Linked DNA regions of Homo sapiens: all the other regions are linked to region 2. A link is an interaction called in ENCODE POLR2A ChIA-PET data of the cell type or tissue named here. Cell type or tissue: CD4-positive, alpha-beta T cell. All regions are shown on one strand. Region 1 overlaps JAK1 (Janus kinase 1). Region 2 overlaps JAK1 (Janus kinase 1). Region 3 overlaps JAK1 (Janus kinase 1).

Region 1 (5,000 bases), 60 kb after region 2:
CAATCTATTTCTGGCTGTGGGGATATGCACCACTACTCTCCCTGCTCCCTCTGAAATAGGAATGAGGAAGCTTCTCCCTTGATTCCATTCTAGCCATGGGAACAAGAACGCAGATGCATCAGACATCCTTGGGGATGACCCTGCCAAACAAATTATATTCCAATCTCACATCCACCAGACCAAAACCTAAACTAGGTCAAAATCATTCATTCATACTGAGAGGGTATTAAAAGAAATATTTCTGACCCTTTCCCTCCTCTACCCATCAGCAGATGAAATGAGAAAGACCAGTCATAACTCTTTTTTTTGTTTGTTTGAGACAGAGTTTCACTCTTGTTGCCCAGGCTAGAGTGCAATGGCGTGATCAGGGCTCACTGCAACCTCCGCCTCCCGGGTTCAAGCGATTCTCCTGCCTCAGCCTCCTGAGTAGCTGGGATTACAGGCGTGTGCCACCACGCCCAGCTAATTTTTGTATTTTTTAGTAGAGATGGGGTTTCGCCATGTTGGTCAGGCTGGTCTCGAACTCTCCTGACCTCGTGATCTGCCTGCCTCGGCCTCCCAAAGTGCTGAGATTACAGGCGTGAGCCACCGCACCCAGCCCATAATTCATCTTTAAACCAACTCTCCAACAACCTGTCCTCTTTCCTCCTACTCAGACTGAATGAGAAGTCTGGTCTTGGCAGTCCCTTGATGTTTATCCAGCCTTTCCTGCTGTGACAGAATACTTGATGTGCTACCACAGAACTGCTTGCAACGCTGACGGGTCATCTCTGATGCTAAGGGAGAAGAAAAGGGAAAGTCCCTGGAGAGCCACCATATTGAGTCTTTACAATTTCATCTAGTGGACTGTGGAGCCATAAATGGTGCACAATAAATCCAGGAATGCTGGAGGGCGAACTGACAGGATCCAGTAGGAACATCTTAGAACAGACCGGTGTGTGTCTCAACACCTAGGACAGCTGCCCCACAAACAGACGGTCCAGGGACACACCCTTGCCCCTCCCCATTTCACAAAGCTCCCATGGGGCCTTGTCTCCCAGCCTCTAGCCTTACTCCAGTGTCAATATGGGATCCGGCAGGAAGAGGCCAATGTGCAATTACTAAATAAAACTCCTTCATTGACTGAGTTGCCTCCTCTCCTTCCAGGCTCAAGATCAAAGATTAAGCAACAGAGGAGAGGTGGAAGTTTATCAGAGAATCAGGATTTCAAGGTTGGAATGGACTCTACAAAACATTCACCCTCCTCCTCCATGGCAATAACTATCCATACTTTCATTATTAGGCCAAATAAGCCTCTACATTTACCCTCAACTCCACAGGCCCATGGATGGACTCTAAGAGTATTTGGTATTTAAGATAAAAATACAAATTTGACACAGTGCACCCTCCAATGCAAGGTAGGAATTGGTGGGCACCTTGAAAGAAGTATCCTTGTTAAACCTCTAAGACTCTTGTATTGTGGAAGAATTAATTCATTCTTGGGGAAATCCAGTTATTTCTCCCATGAAGACAAAGAGAGGTACCTTATGTCACTCACCCATCACCTGTCTAGACACCCAGGACTTTCACAAGTATGACTGGAGAGGTGAGGCCAAACACAAGAGCTGAGAAACAGCACAGCCCTGTGACCAGTAGCCAGGGTGTAAGCCCAGCTCCACCACTTACTAGCTCTGTGATCCTAAAAAGCAGGAAAACACTAGGACCTACCTACCTCATTTGCTTGTAAAAAGATTAAGTTAGTTAATCTACTTAGAACACCATAAGTGCTATATTTCTTCCATAAATGAAGAGGCTAAGCCAACGTTTCTTTGAAACATGGTATCCCACGTTGGTGAGAATTTCCAATGTGACAGCAGAAAACAGTAGGTTGTACCATATGAAACTGCCAATATTTGACCATTTTTATGTACAAAAATGGCAATTTTATATTAATAAATCAAATATATGTGAAAAAGAATACAAAGCAGTGCATTTACAATCATCCTAAATGCCTAAAGCTTAGGCCTTTTACAGAAAATATTTCAAATGACTGTTTAAAAAAAAAAAAAAAAGGATCAACTATTTGTATGGGGCTAATCCTCCCCACCCCCAGTTTGGTCTACAGGACCTCATGTAGATTGAGCAACTTTGGCTATTTGGGTAGCTGATCCACTGCCAAGCTGGCTCCCAGCTACCACCTGTTACTTTGACAACTCTAGCTTCAGGGCTACCAGGACCATTTGCAAAACTTACACCCACAGAAAACTCAAAGTCTCCAGAGGCATAAGCTCCAACCCCCAGAGAGCTCCACAGCATTCTTCTCCTTCTAGTAGTACTTTTGGTTTCCAGGAAAATCATCTCATGCTCGGGCCACAGTCACAGTCCTGACCAGCACCATAGAAATTTCAGCCATTATTCTAGTTGTATGGAGTCATTCAAAATACTAATTCCGAAAGAAGTTTCAAAGGTCCAACGCCGAGCATCTTTTACCTTTGCTAATTTTTCCATAAATTGAAAGCCTTTCTAGAAAGAAAGGAGCGTATCACTGTTAAACTTCAATTATACAACACAGGCCCTCTGTTACAACTTCTTGTCAATCTATAATTATTTCAAAATAAAGTTTCTAAATAGGCATTAGTGGAACACTGATTAGTAACTGAAAACCAAAGCAGACTTAGTCGATCATAGAATGACAAAAAAAAACCTGGAAAATGTTGACCTCATTATTTCAGTTTTTCAGACATATCCTTAAAGCGAGGTCAAACTGATCCATCAACAAGTCAACTGAACATTTGATATTCTACCTTGGAACAAGGAAACCCAACCATCGATCACTCCAACATTGTCTGAGATACACTAAATTACTCTCACTGTAAAAGTTTCTTGAACAGAGAATGTCAAAATCTTCTTTTTTTTTTGAGAGGGAGTCTCACTCTGTCGCCCAGGCTGGAGTGCAGTGGCGCGATCTCGGCTCAGTGCAACATCTGCCTCCCGGGTTCATGCCATTCTCCTGCCTCAGCCTCCCAAGTAGCTATGACTACAGGTGCCCGCCACCACACCCAGCTAATTTTTTGTATTTTTCAGTAGAGACGGGGTTTCACTGTGTTAGCCAGGATGGTCTCGATCTCCTGACCTCGTGATCTGCCCACCTCGGCCTCCCAAAGGAGAATGTCAAAGTCTTTAAGGCTAAGAAAGAATGTAATTTCATGGCTGAAAAAAAAAAGTTTTTTTTAAAAAAAAGTTCAATTATACAAAGATATAAAAAAATACTCTTTCGTAAAGAACAACTTTGATGAAACCTTTTAGATGTACTGTGTGATTTTATGTCTTCAGTCCACTATAATAGAAAGGCTCTTTTCAATGACTGCCCCAGTAATAACAGGATAGTAGCAGAATCTTTCTGGCCTATAAACTAAGCCTAGTTAGGAAACAAGACCCAGAAGCATTTATACTTGTCTGAACTCTTGATTCCATGTTATTACATGAACTAAGTGAAGACCTGAACCAAGATCATCAGCCTTCTATTAAGGCACACAGATGATCTGATTGGCTTGGGCTTAATGGTCATGTTTCAGCTTCATTTTATTGCTCCGCTTCCCTTGACACCAGAACTATTTATCTCCTCTACTTCTCAATACTAAAACCATTTATAAATCCCAAGAACAGTATTCACTGTAAATCAAACTAGTAAGTAAACTCGTTCTCCAACACCAAACCATACACTTTCATGTTTCTCAACTAAAAGTAGAGTTCATTACAAAAGAAACTGAGAAATGCCTCCTCATGAAGTCTCTCTTAATATTTTATGTCTACATAAGGATATGATGTGGGTAGAGGTAGATGGCAGCACCAGTGTCTCAGGAACTGTTTTCTAGTGCCCCCCAAAACAGAATCACGGGTCTCTATCCTCCCCTGGCATTCTTAATGTTATAATTAATAGTTAATAATTAAAATACTTAATTAACTGAACTAAACTGAAGATCCACCTAGCATTTTTTTCTTTTCTTTTCTCTTGAGACAGGGTCTCACTTTGTTGTCCAGGCTGGAGTGCAATGGCATGACCATGGCTCACTGCTGCCTTGAACTCCTGGGCTCAAGCAATCTTTTCATAGGAACTGTTGGAGCAACTGTTTGGAGAACTACTATCTGAAAGACAATAACATATTTTTCCCTAAAGACATTCTTGCCCCCAGGGCACACTTTTCTGGCTGCCATCAACCCTGCTGCCTAGATTCAACGAAATGGGGATGTCAGATGATTCTGTGAGCAACAGATCTAGGCATGAACATATACATATAAGCACAACTCATACCTCTAAGGGTGACCATACAGCTAGGAACAGCAAATGGCAGATTACCATGCATAACACAGGACAAGGAAAGAAGTTCAAACGTCTAATCAGTGCCAACTTCCATACATTCACACAAGTTCACAATAGTTTCACAGTTTGCAGAAGTTTGGAGTCACTAGTTTGCAGTAAGCGGAAAGCATGGCTTACTGGTAAAATGCATGAACTCTGAAGTCAGAAAAGACTTACTCATTTATAAAATAAGGTATTTAATTTATCCAAATATTGGTTTCTTCATCTTTAAACAGGGATAATACCATGTAACACAAAAGAGTTGTTCAAGGATTAAATTAGGTATATACTAGGAGCTGGGCACATAGTAGATACATAATTTATAAGGTCCTAGTCATGCATATAATTCCTATATAAGGCCTAAAAAATCTCACAGAAAACCACATGGTTTCATTCTGCACTCTGAAATCCAGCTGGTATTATGCCACTACTGTATGTGTGCTATATAAGTCAATAAAAGTGGGAACCAGAAACAAAATAAGAGAATAACTACTTAGACTGTGTATCCCCCAACTGGGTGGCTCAATACTATTTCTTTATAAATAAAGACCAGGATGCAAATATACTCCTGTGTTGTAATAGTGCTAAGTTTCATTGTTTTGAAGCACACATAAAATATGAGTTCCCCAAAGTAAATGCTGCTGAATTTCATACAAATATT
Region 2 (5,000 bases):
TGTTTTCTGATTTTAAGTGAAATTAGACATTTTATGGGCCCCTAACAAGTGTGTGCTCTAGGCACTGTGCTTAAAGGATAAGTTGTCCTTGGACATATGACAGTCTCTGGCGAGGTGCCGAGGAGACAGGTCGCCCTCCATTGCCAGGGGAGGTGGCAGGAGGGGAAAAAGCACCAAGGAAGGGAAGCTGGAACAGAATAATTAAATGCCAGGCTACAGAGCCTGGACCATGCAAAGCAGGCAGAGCAAAGAACGAAAGCCAGGCACATATGAGGCACGCTCTCCTGGGAGGGAAGCCCCATGGAAGATAGAAACGGAAGCGGCAGAGAGAAGCAGATGCCTGTGGCATCATTCGAGCAATGCCGTGAGCTGTGCACGGAAGCAAAGGCTGCAGCTGTCCTGCTCACCACTGAATCCCAGTGCCTGGTACCTAACAGCTACTGAACACATGCTTGATAGATAAACAAAAGATGAATAAACTCAGGGAGTAGCAATTAACATGGAAAGGATAAACAAAGAAGTTACTTTAAAGGTAAAAACCAACATTTTTATAATCTTCAATGATTCTATACAGCCCATCTTCCTTGTAATTTACGAAAGTGACTGAGAATTTGACTGTGGGCTTTGGTGTCTCTCTCACACACAGAAAGAATCACACATCTGCAGAGCCACGGGCAGCATGAGCCACGTCAGGCCTCTGAAGCTGCTGGACTGTTCCCTTACCCTCCGCTGGTGACAGTGGAAAGCTAGGGCTATCAGCTGGCAGGGAGGCTGCCACTCATGCTGTACCCAGGCCTGGCACTGCTCTTCAAGGGTAGAACAGAACACGTGCCCAGGAGAACTTAGCCACGATCCTCTCCCTGGGACAAGCAGGAAGGAAGGAGTGAACCAGCTACAGAGGTTCAAAGAGGGGTTCTGACAGAATGGCCAACAGGAGGGGTAAATGCTGTTTGATGGCGGAGGAAGGCAGTAATAAGAGAATGAGAAGTAGGTACAATATGGAAGGTTTCCCGAGATAAGGAAAGAAAAGGGTTCCGAGGATGGAGGGTGTTGTCCAAGAGAGAAGAATCTCTGATGAGGTGCCAAGGAGAGAGACAGGTCACCCTCCACTGCCAGGGGAGGTGGCAGGAGGGGAAAAGGCAGATGTTCCCTGAGCCAACGGAGCCACGGCCTTCTTCTTCCACATCCTACTGAGTCTCTGTGAGAAACAGTCCTTGGATCTGGTAGAGATGAGGGCCCAACAAACTCCCTCTGGGCAGAACACAATCTTCAATCTGGTCTGAACAACGATATTCTTCCAGGCTGCTGAGAGCCCTGTGGGACCATCTTTGTCTTGGAAGCCTTTAGGTCAGATACTCAGACAGCATCAGGCTGAGGAGACCAAACATAATGTGTAGCTTCTCCACTGGAACAAAGGCTAAAGGTAAACAGAAGATGAGGGAGCCTAAAATAAGGCCGGCAGCTTTCTCCTTAATAAGATGTCAAAAATATTAACAAAATTTTAAATCCATGACTACCAGAATCAGTACCCTCCCTATCACCCATAAGACCAAGCTTGAAGACACACTGAAGACAGACATTCCACACACCTTTTTAAAATTAATTATAAAGGTGCTCATCAAACCTGGTACACAAAAATTCCAGATACTATAGCATGCCAATGGAAAAAAAATTAAAAATGACATCAATAAATGTAGAATGATACCTGCCTATATTCCTTTTCAAAATGACGTGGAGGAACAAAGCAGGAAGAAAGGAGAAAGAAAAAAAAGACAAATAGACATCAATCAGAGCTACGCACTGCAAGTTTTTGAGAAAATTATGTACAGATAACTGCATATTTTAAGTTTATATGCAGATATTATACACAACAAACTCTCTTTAGGCTTCTATAAAATGTTTTAATGGACTGTGAAATTCAATTGTTTAAAAAAGCAAGAAAATATTTTTTGAAAAGGAATACAGAATATGGTTGTCTTATGCTAAGATATATATATAAGAGCTTGGTGTTCTCATCATACGGGGCAAAGAGGTTGTGACAAAGAGGAGAGATACCTGAGGATAACTATGATTACCCAACAACTATCAAAAGCATTATCTAAAAACAGAAAACGATAATTGAAATACAAGAATATTTCCCAAAGTAAAACTGGTACTCCACTGAAATCATCACCAACATTTATTTTCATTTACGCCTCCTTTAGTGGTGAGATTATGAGGTTTCAAAATCTTTGTAGTTTGTCATCAGGCAAATGTTTTAGCTTAGGGTGGTATTTTTTTTTTCCAAGTTCAAAGGGCCTGTGGTAACAAAGCAATATCCTGTTGAAGCACCATGTCAGGTACAGAGTCAAGGTGCTAAAAGTGAAGCAACCCTGCACTTCCAGGCAGCTAACAGAAAGAGGGAACAGGCAAAGACAGCCTTTAATAGCCAGGCACTCAGACAACCAAGACTAATGCCTCAAAGAGCTCTACAATGCCTCAATTGTAAAGCTAATCAGACAATTCACTAGATGTAATTTTTGGGTTAACTCTCTTCCCTTTTCTGGGTATTAGTTTTTCCACTGAAAAAAAAATGAAAGAGTTGAATTAGGTAACTTTGGTCTTTTCCAATCCTAAAAGCTACCATTCTAGACTCTGAGCTGAGTACAGAAACCTAGAGGGAAAGAATTAGAACCCAGGGACATACCCCTTCCAGACTTCAAACTGCAACAACCCATTTCAATGCTGATCACACAGCCAATCCCCAGGCCACAAAAAGCAAGATTACATGTGGAAAAACAAAGCCAATAGCCAGAAGGCTCAGCTGGGACCTGAAATCTCCACGGCACACAGCTTTCCTCTCCAGGTGAGACTTTGGTTAAGCATAGAAAGAAGAGGAAAAAGTCAGCCCTAGGATGATTATCAAAGAAAGTTAGATCTGGTTCAGTGTCCACTGAGAAAAACATCCCAGTCATTGTGTAATGGTGACAACTCCACCAAATTCTCCCAAAAATAGTAGCTATGATACTGTGAAGTCTCCGAGATTTCAGAGGGCTTTTCTAGCAAATCCCTGCATTCTATTAGCATCTGAGCTTATCTACTGTTTTAATACCTCTGTAAGTTAACCTGCTTTTCAAAAAGGATCCACCCTATTTATAATCTCCACTGCTAAACACACATTAACTTCTGCTTAGCAAGTATGTAACTAACATATTTTCCATTCTAGTTACTGAACAAATATGTTTACAAACTCAGGAGACTGCAGCTATTGAAGTACTGACTGTCTGTGTCACCTGTGACATTTCTCAAAGTCTGCAATATGGGAGAAAAGGCAGGTGCCCATCAGAAGAAAAATTACAGCTCCACAGCCAAAAATCCTCAAGGAGTAGTCAAAACATCCACTCCCAGAGAGCAAGGCCAACCTAGAATTTCTAGTTAACACTTCAGGCAATGTTTCTCGAGCTTTTTAGTTGCAACTTTTAGTAAGAAAAATATTTTATATCATGACCTTTATATATATAGTGTGTATATATATATATATATATATATATATATATATATATATATATATCTCAAAAGTTTAAAAAATATACTTAGGTTATGTATATATGCTGATAGTATCGTCTCCTGTTTCTTTTTCTTAAATTCACTAAATTAAATTGAATTCATAACTGTGAATCCACTAAATTAAATTCATAACTATGATTACCCATTTGAAAAACTCTGCTGTAGGACACTAATTCTATTCAAAATATCCTCTGCCTTATCAAGATTTCTTTTCTAAAATGTGGCAGAGGAAGGTGATCAAACTCATCTTGAATTGTATTCCAAATACTGAAGAAGTCCTTTCTCACATCAAGCAAATACAAAAGTTACAAATTACAAAAATGACTACAATACTTCTTGGTAAGTGACTCAGGGCTCCAGGCTGACCACTGTCCCTCAGTGCAGAGGGAGCCAGGCAGGTACCAGGTCAGTACTTCCCATACCTCATCCGGTAGTGGAGCCGGAGGGACATCTTGTCATCAACGGTGATGGTGCGATTTGGAGCATACCAGAGCTTGGTGTTCTCGTCATACAGGGCAAAGAGGTTGTGACAAAGAGGAGAGATACCTGAGGAAAAGTAAAAAAACACATCAGAAAATCAAGGCGGATACATTTGGCCATCTGTTTCTAAACCCAATATATGCAAAGATAAGGAACTCTCTCATCCACAAAGAATCTGGGTCACTCATATCCTCTTAGGGCAAACAGACTTCCGACCAGGTTCGGTCAGGCTGTTTTGATCATAATCATCAAGAACTATGACTCCCCAGAAATATGCACTGTAGCTCCTGGCAAACCAAATTTAGATCATTTAAAAATAAAACTCTGATGATATTTCTCATTACAGGTATCCGTCACAGAGCCTTATCAAATCCAGCTTCAAAAAAACCCCTATCTGAGAGGTTCACAGATCCTGCCTGATGTGCACTTTGCTAATCGGAAACACTCTGGGAGTTGGGGAAATCTTCCATCTGTTTCCTACAGAAAGCACTTAAACAATTCTAACACGCTCGTGATTATACATCAGACATGCAAACAAATTCCTGGCAGTAGTATGCAAAATGCATATTAGAATAAATAATAACCAAAGTGATTTTTGTCAGTGATTAAAATCTATTACCATTAATAATAAATATACTTCTTAAGTACTCTGTATGATTATCACAAATATTTTTTATTTAGTAACCAACTAGCAAGAAGATATATGGCTTCACAAAGCTGGCCCAACAGTGCTCCCCTGCCTCTCCACTCCACCAGTTGCCTCCGTCAATAAGAGAATGATGGGAAAGACCAGGGAGATTATGAAGTCACTCACTTCTACGCCCATGATTAAAATTTTATGAACCTGAAACATAGGCAGGTTGGGGGGAGAATGACTGCCAATAATCAGCTATTACTGATATTTTCATAAGCAGCCAGGCCTCAAACTAAGATGAGGTAAACTTAAATGACAAAAAACCTGGGAGAATATGAGG
Region 3 (5,000 bases), 70 kb after region 2:
AAAAAGTTATGAAATTAAAAAAACAGAACAAAAACTTCCAAGGAAGGGAGGCAGCAGCCAATACTGCTTTAATGCACAGAGCAACTGATTCTCCCCCGAGAAGCACTTGGCACCTTGGGCTCACAACACACTCAGCCATTCCATCCTCAGGTCCTGAGACGGGAACAGGAGCACATCGGGATGGGCAGAACCCCTAGTCGCATATCACACTACAATCTCAAACCCTGGCACCTGCTTGGAAAGCACTCCAACAGTCCACTAGCCCTTACGAAACACAAGAAGGAATCGCCTGCACTTGCCAGTTCTCTCCATGTTAACAAGATGGCAGTTCAAAAGAAGGTATACAGCAAGGGGTGAGAGGTGTCTGCAATGCACAAAAATATGTAAATTTCAAGGCATGGAAAAAGGTACTAACCCCATGGGGAGCAATTGAGAATATTAATAAAAATTATTAATGCAATTATCTTTTAACCCAGCAATTCCACTTCTGGGAATTTATCTGACCTTCTACATACAAAGTTACACAAATAGCACTATTTATAACAGCAAAAGTGCAGAAGCAAACAAAATGTCCCTTACATGGGGACTGGTTAAATAAGTCATGGTCTATTCACACGAGAAAATACTTGATGTACTAATAAGGAAAGAGAGGAGGATATATGGTAAAATGAAAAAAGCAAAGGGTGGAATAGTATATAGTATATATTTACCTTATGTACAATAAAAAAAAGAATACGAATATATACTTACATTAATAGGTCCTAGAGATGAGAAGAGCACTTAAGGAAACAGGGAACGAAGTTGACGGACAAACAAAAATGGGAGCAAACCTTCTCAATTTGTACCCTGTTATACTGGTTTGCTTTCTTTTTTTTTTTCTTTGACACAGAGTCTTGCTCTGTCGCCCAGGCTGGAGTGCAGTGGTGTGATCTCAGCTCACTACAACCTCCACCTCCAGGGTTCAAGCCATCCTCTGGCCTCAGCCTCCTGAGTAGCTGGGATACTCCTGAGTACAGGCGCCTGCCACCACGCCCAGCTAATTTTTGTATTTTTAGTAGGGATAAGGTTTCACCATGTTGGCCAGCTGGTCTTTAACTCCTGACCTCAAGTGATCCACCCACCTCGGCCTTCCAGTGTGCTGGGATTACAGGCATGAGCCACGGCACCCGGCCCTGGTTTGCTTTCTGAACCATGTCAATACAGTACCTATGCCAAACAAAATATCAATAACAATAATAAAAAAATAAGAAAATGTAAAGTTTAAAAATGCTTGCCAAGAAAGCCTTGTTAAGAGGGAGATCTACCACCCACAGTAGGAGGAGCATCAGAGCTGAACAATACAGAGATCCTCACACAGTGGTCGTCTTCTATTCCCCTGGAAGAATACAGGAGAGAGGAAACCACTTACTGACCACCTACCACTGGCTATGTGTTCTGCACATGTTATCTCATTTAATAGTCTAATTAACCCTAGCAGGTATAACCAACCCCCTCTCTGCAAATAAGTAAATGGTGGCTGGCAAGGCTTTAGGTAACTTCCCCAAAGTCATAGGTCTATGATCGGACCTCATGCTCTTGTCTGCTAAAACTTGCAAAGGTACATATTTATGCATCATAGTAAAAATTAAAATCTTCTACGTCAGCCAGCTACCCACAATCATACTTACTTCCACAGTGTTCTCTAATGTTCTTTGTTTTCTAGATTTTGAGAAGGTGTTTGTTGAATAAAGCAAACATTTTGCTGTTCTGAATTTTCCACTTACTGGGCACCAAAAAGAGTTAATTACGGGCAGTTTTTAAGGAAAAAAAGATGAACATAGTTTCAAATGAGAGTTATCCAAAAAAGTGGCAGTTCACAAAACAACTGAAAGCAGGGTCTCAACGAGATATTTGCAAACCCATGTTCATAGAAATATCATTCACAACAGTCAAAAGGTAGAAGCCACCCAAGCATCCAACAACATAGATGGATAAACAAAATGTTGTATATACATACAATGGAATATTATTCAGCCTTTAAAAGGAAGGAAATTCCATCATATGCAAAAACATGGATAAACCTTGAGGACATTATGCTAAGTGAAACATGCTAGTGAAAAAGGACATTATGGACAATTCCACTTATAAGAAGTAGCCAGAGTAGTCAAATCCATAGATAGAAAAAGTAGAATGGTAGTTGGCAGGAGCTAGCAGGAAAAAGCAATGGGTAGTTATTATCTACTGGGTACAGAGTTTCAGTTTTGCAAGATGAAAAGAGTTCTGGAGATTAGATGTAAAACAACGTGAATGTACTTAACACTACTGAACTGTAAGCTTAAAAATGGCTCACATGGTAAATTTTATGTTGTTTATTTTCCACAACTTAAAAAAAATTTTTTAACTGCCAGTTCAATATATTACAGCTGACATCTGTTTTTATCTCTCTAGAAACTTCTCATACCAGGTGATTCTGTTAACACTACAGATCACAGTGTCCCACCTGACCCCCATCCATGCCTGCACTGTCCACCTTCCAGACCAAGGGTGACACAAACACAAGTCTTTCAGGGAGATTTGATAAACAGACATCATCTTGGAGCAGCCAACTGTTCTCTATTCAAATCATGTGGATAAAACCTCATTGTGGCAGAACATAAGACCAATGAACAGGAAGCAGAATAGCAGGATTCTTACTGAGAAGGGGAATGCCTTTATATCCTTGGAGTCCATGAACCATGGGTCCTCCCCCAACCCCCTTAAGACATAGGCCAATAAATCCTTTTTTTTTTTTAACTTAACCAAAAAAGAATACAGGTACCCAACAGAAAAGCAGTTTCACTGAACAACAGGTCCCTGAACAAGAATTTTTTCACCACAGATTGTTTTGGAACTTTATCTGCAGTATCATATAGCTCTACTAAAACAGTAGTACACAAGTCCAAAATTTAGGTAGTAGAATTTCAAATTTAACATAACATTTCCAGCTGGGCCAGAATACTCTTATACCTCTGAAGGGAACAATGAATTTTTCAATTTAAATCTATACTATATAATATAGAGAGGGAGAGATATACAATTCATAGAAAGTTTATACAGAAATAGATTTAGAAATACAAATGTTTCCAAATTACCTGAGGTATAACATAGAAGAGAATGCCTAAATATTAGCCTGAAATTGAGGTTTTGGGTGAAACATTTGAACAATTAAATCCAAGAACAGGAGGGTAATACATAGAGATCCTTTATCTGTGCCTTATTTGAAGAACTGAGATCTTCGATGCAATGCTCCATTTACTATAGGTTGCCTTGGTTTGGTTCCCACTAATTATTGGCCAGGCTTAAATTTATTAAATCCAAATCTAATCAATGACTGTTTACTGACTGCCTAGGTATACTGACTCTCGTATGAACCAAGATACACAGACAAAGCAGCTCATATACTGAGCATAGTGCTAGGCTCTGCAGATTTTGTCTGACTTAATGCAAGCAAAGAGTGTATCTAAAAAGCTATCATGCTAGGTATTAATGTCAAACCAGTTTCATATCTAGAATCTGAAAGACACAGCATAAAGCTGAACAGAGGTGCCTGAGGCAAAATCTTAAATGTGAACTGTGTTCCCCAAGGAGTGTAGCTATAAGCTTGTCACAAGTTTTTGCAAAGATAAACTAGCCTTGTTGATTTCGCAGATCTCACCAATAAAATAACTTTCAAACACAAGGAATACTATCCATGTGAAATCATTATAACCACTAATCAGCATGAGATCCATGTTCTGAAATTGCTTTTGGGCTTCTCTCTTCATCATGAAAGATTAGCAGCCAGTAATTTAATCATAACAGGGGAAAAAAGAAGACTCTATTTTTTGTGGAAGGCTTTTCAACACTCACTGCAACACACCTGGTAAAAATAAAATGATAAAGCTTATCTCTCCCACAGGACTATCTTCCAGCCATTTAACATGGCTTCCACCTCACATCTCCAGAGTAAATCTTGAAATGTGGCAGCCCAGAATGTTAATGGTACTTGGAGGGAAATCTAACCCTTAGAAATACTGCTCAGAATTCTTGCAGTCTCTAAGGCTGTATATTCACCAAGGAATCTACAGAACTTACTGTCCTAGAAGTAAGAGAGATCACAATATATTTAAGAAACAAAAACGGTCAGAAGGGCTGGAGTGCTGACTGCAAGAAAGGGAATGGAAGGAAAGGAAGGCTGTGACCATGAGAGGCTCTTCATACCATGCTAAGGAGTTTGGATAGACTTAATCCTAACAGCAAAGGGCAGCTAGTGAAAGATTTTAAGCAAGGCAGTGATGTGTTCAGATTTGCATTATAGAATTGTTTATCCTGGCTTCACAGAAAATATCCCCACTAAGCAGAAAAACACCAGTCATCAAAGTAGAATACATTTCCCAACTAACAAAAAGTTAAGCAAAGGGCAATACATCACTGTCTTAGGGAAACCAGCAAACAGGTGATTTTAACCTGACTGATGTAAAAGTCAAAGCCCCGCCCCTACTCCTATTAGTCATGCAAAAATGTACTGCATTTACTAGGGTATTTCATCAGCCTAGAAGTGACATAAAGTTTGTTTCCTTTATTATAACCCAGTTGTACAAAAATAAAAATAAAAATCCTCACTACAACTTCACATTCAAGTGCACATTGTGCACTTACAGAATATCATTTCCCAGTGAGAAAAGGCATCAAAAGCAAATAAATTATTTTCATGTCCTTTGAAGAAAACTGTATCTGCCTTTATGATAAGGAATTATAATGGTCCGTATTTGACATGTTACTTGCCAGTGGGTTGCCTGTACAACAGTCAGGAAATCAGCAGCTTCCTGCCAATGTTTAAGGCCATTTGTGACTTAAGTTTCTGTTTAATTTTCCAGAATTACATACTAAAGGTCATAAAATTGGTTATAACCTTTGACACAGTAAATCTATGCATTCATCCTAATAAAGCAATTAGCAGCAGAAAAATGCTAATTGTGTGTTTTTAAAGGTTCCCTACAATA

Evidence for each region. ChIA-PET counts read pairs that join two places held together with the same protein. Peaks named below come from ENCODE experiments on the same cell type or tissue, not always from the same donor. Only the 100,000 strongest peaks of a DNase experiment are listed, where the experiment ranks them.
Region 1: POLR2A ChIA-PET joins it to region 2 with 6 read pairs; 5 of 35 experiments call an interaction of 5 or more read pairs at or near these places.
Region 3: POLR2A ChIA-PET joins it to region 2 with 8 read pairs; 4 of 35 experiments call an interaction of 5 or more read pairs at or near these places.

Annotation. Positions count from the first base shown.
Region 1 is chr1:64,935,001-64,940,000 of GRCh38, forward strand. All of the region lies in intron 1 of JAK1 (Janus kinase 1), which reads right to left. Among named protein-coding and RNA genes, the nearest start is that of JAK1, 29 kb to the right of the region's middle. In CD4-positive, alpha-beta T cell, no CTCF peak of the experiment used is centred here; no DNase peak of the experiment used is centred here.
Region 2 is chr1:64,875,057-64,880,056 of GRCh38, forward strand. JAK1 (Janus kinase 1) reads right to left here. Exons shown (of 25, transcript NM_002227.4): 4 at 3,969-4,092. Among named protein-coding and RNA genes, the nearest start is that of JAK1, 89 kb to the right of the region's middle. In CD4-positive, alpha-beta T cell, no CTCF peak of the experiment used is centred here; a DNase peak (open chromatin) is centred at 2,295; H3K27ac peaks cover 2,945 bases.
Region 3 is chr1:64,944,865-64,949,864 of GRCh38, forward strand. All of the region lies in intron 1 of JAK1 (Janus kinase 1), which reads right to left. Among named protein-coding and RNA genes, the nearest start is that of JAK1, 19 kb to the right of the region's middle. In CD4-positive, alpha-beta T cell, no CTCF peak of the experiment used is centred here; a DNase peak (open chromatin) is centred at 4,477; H3K27ac peaks cover 513 bases.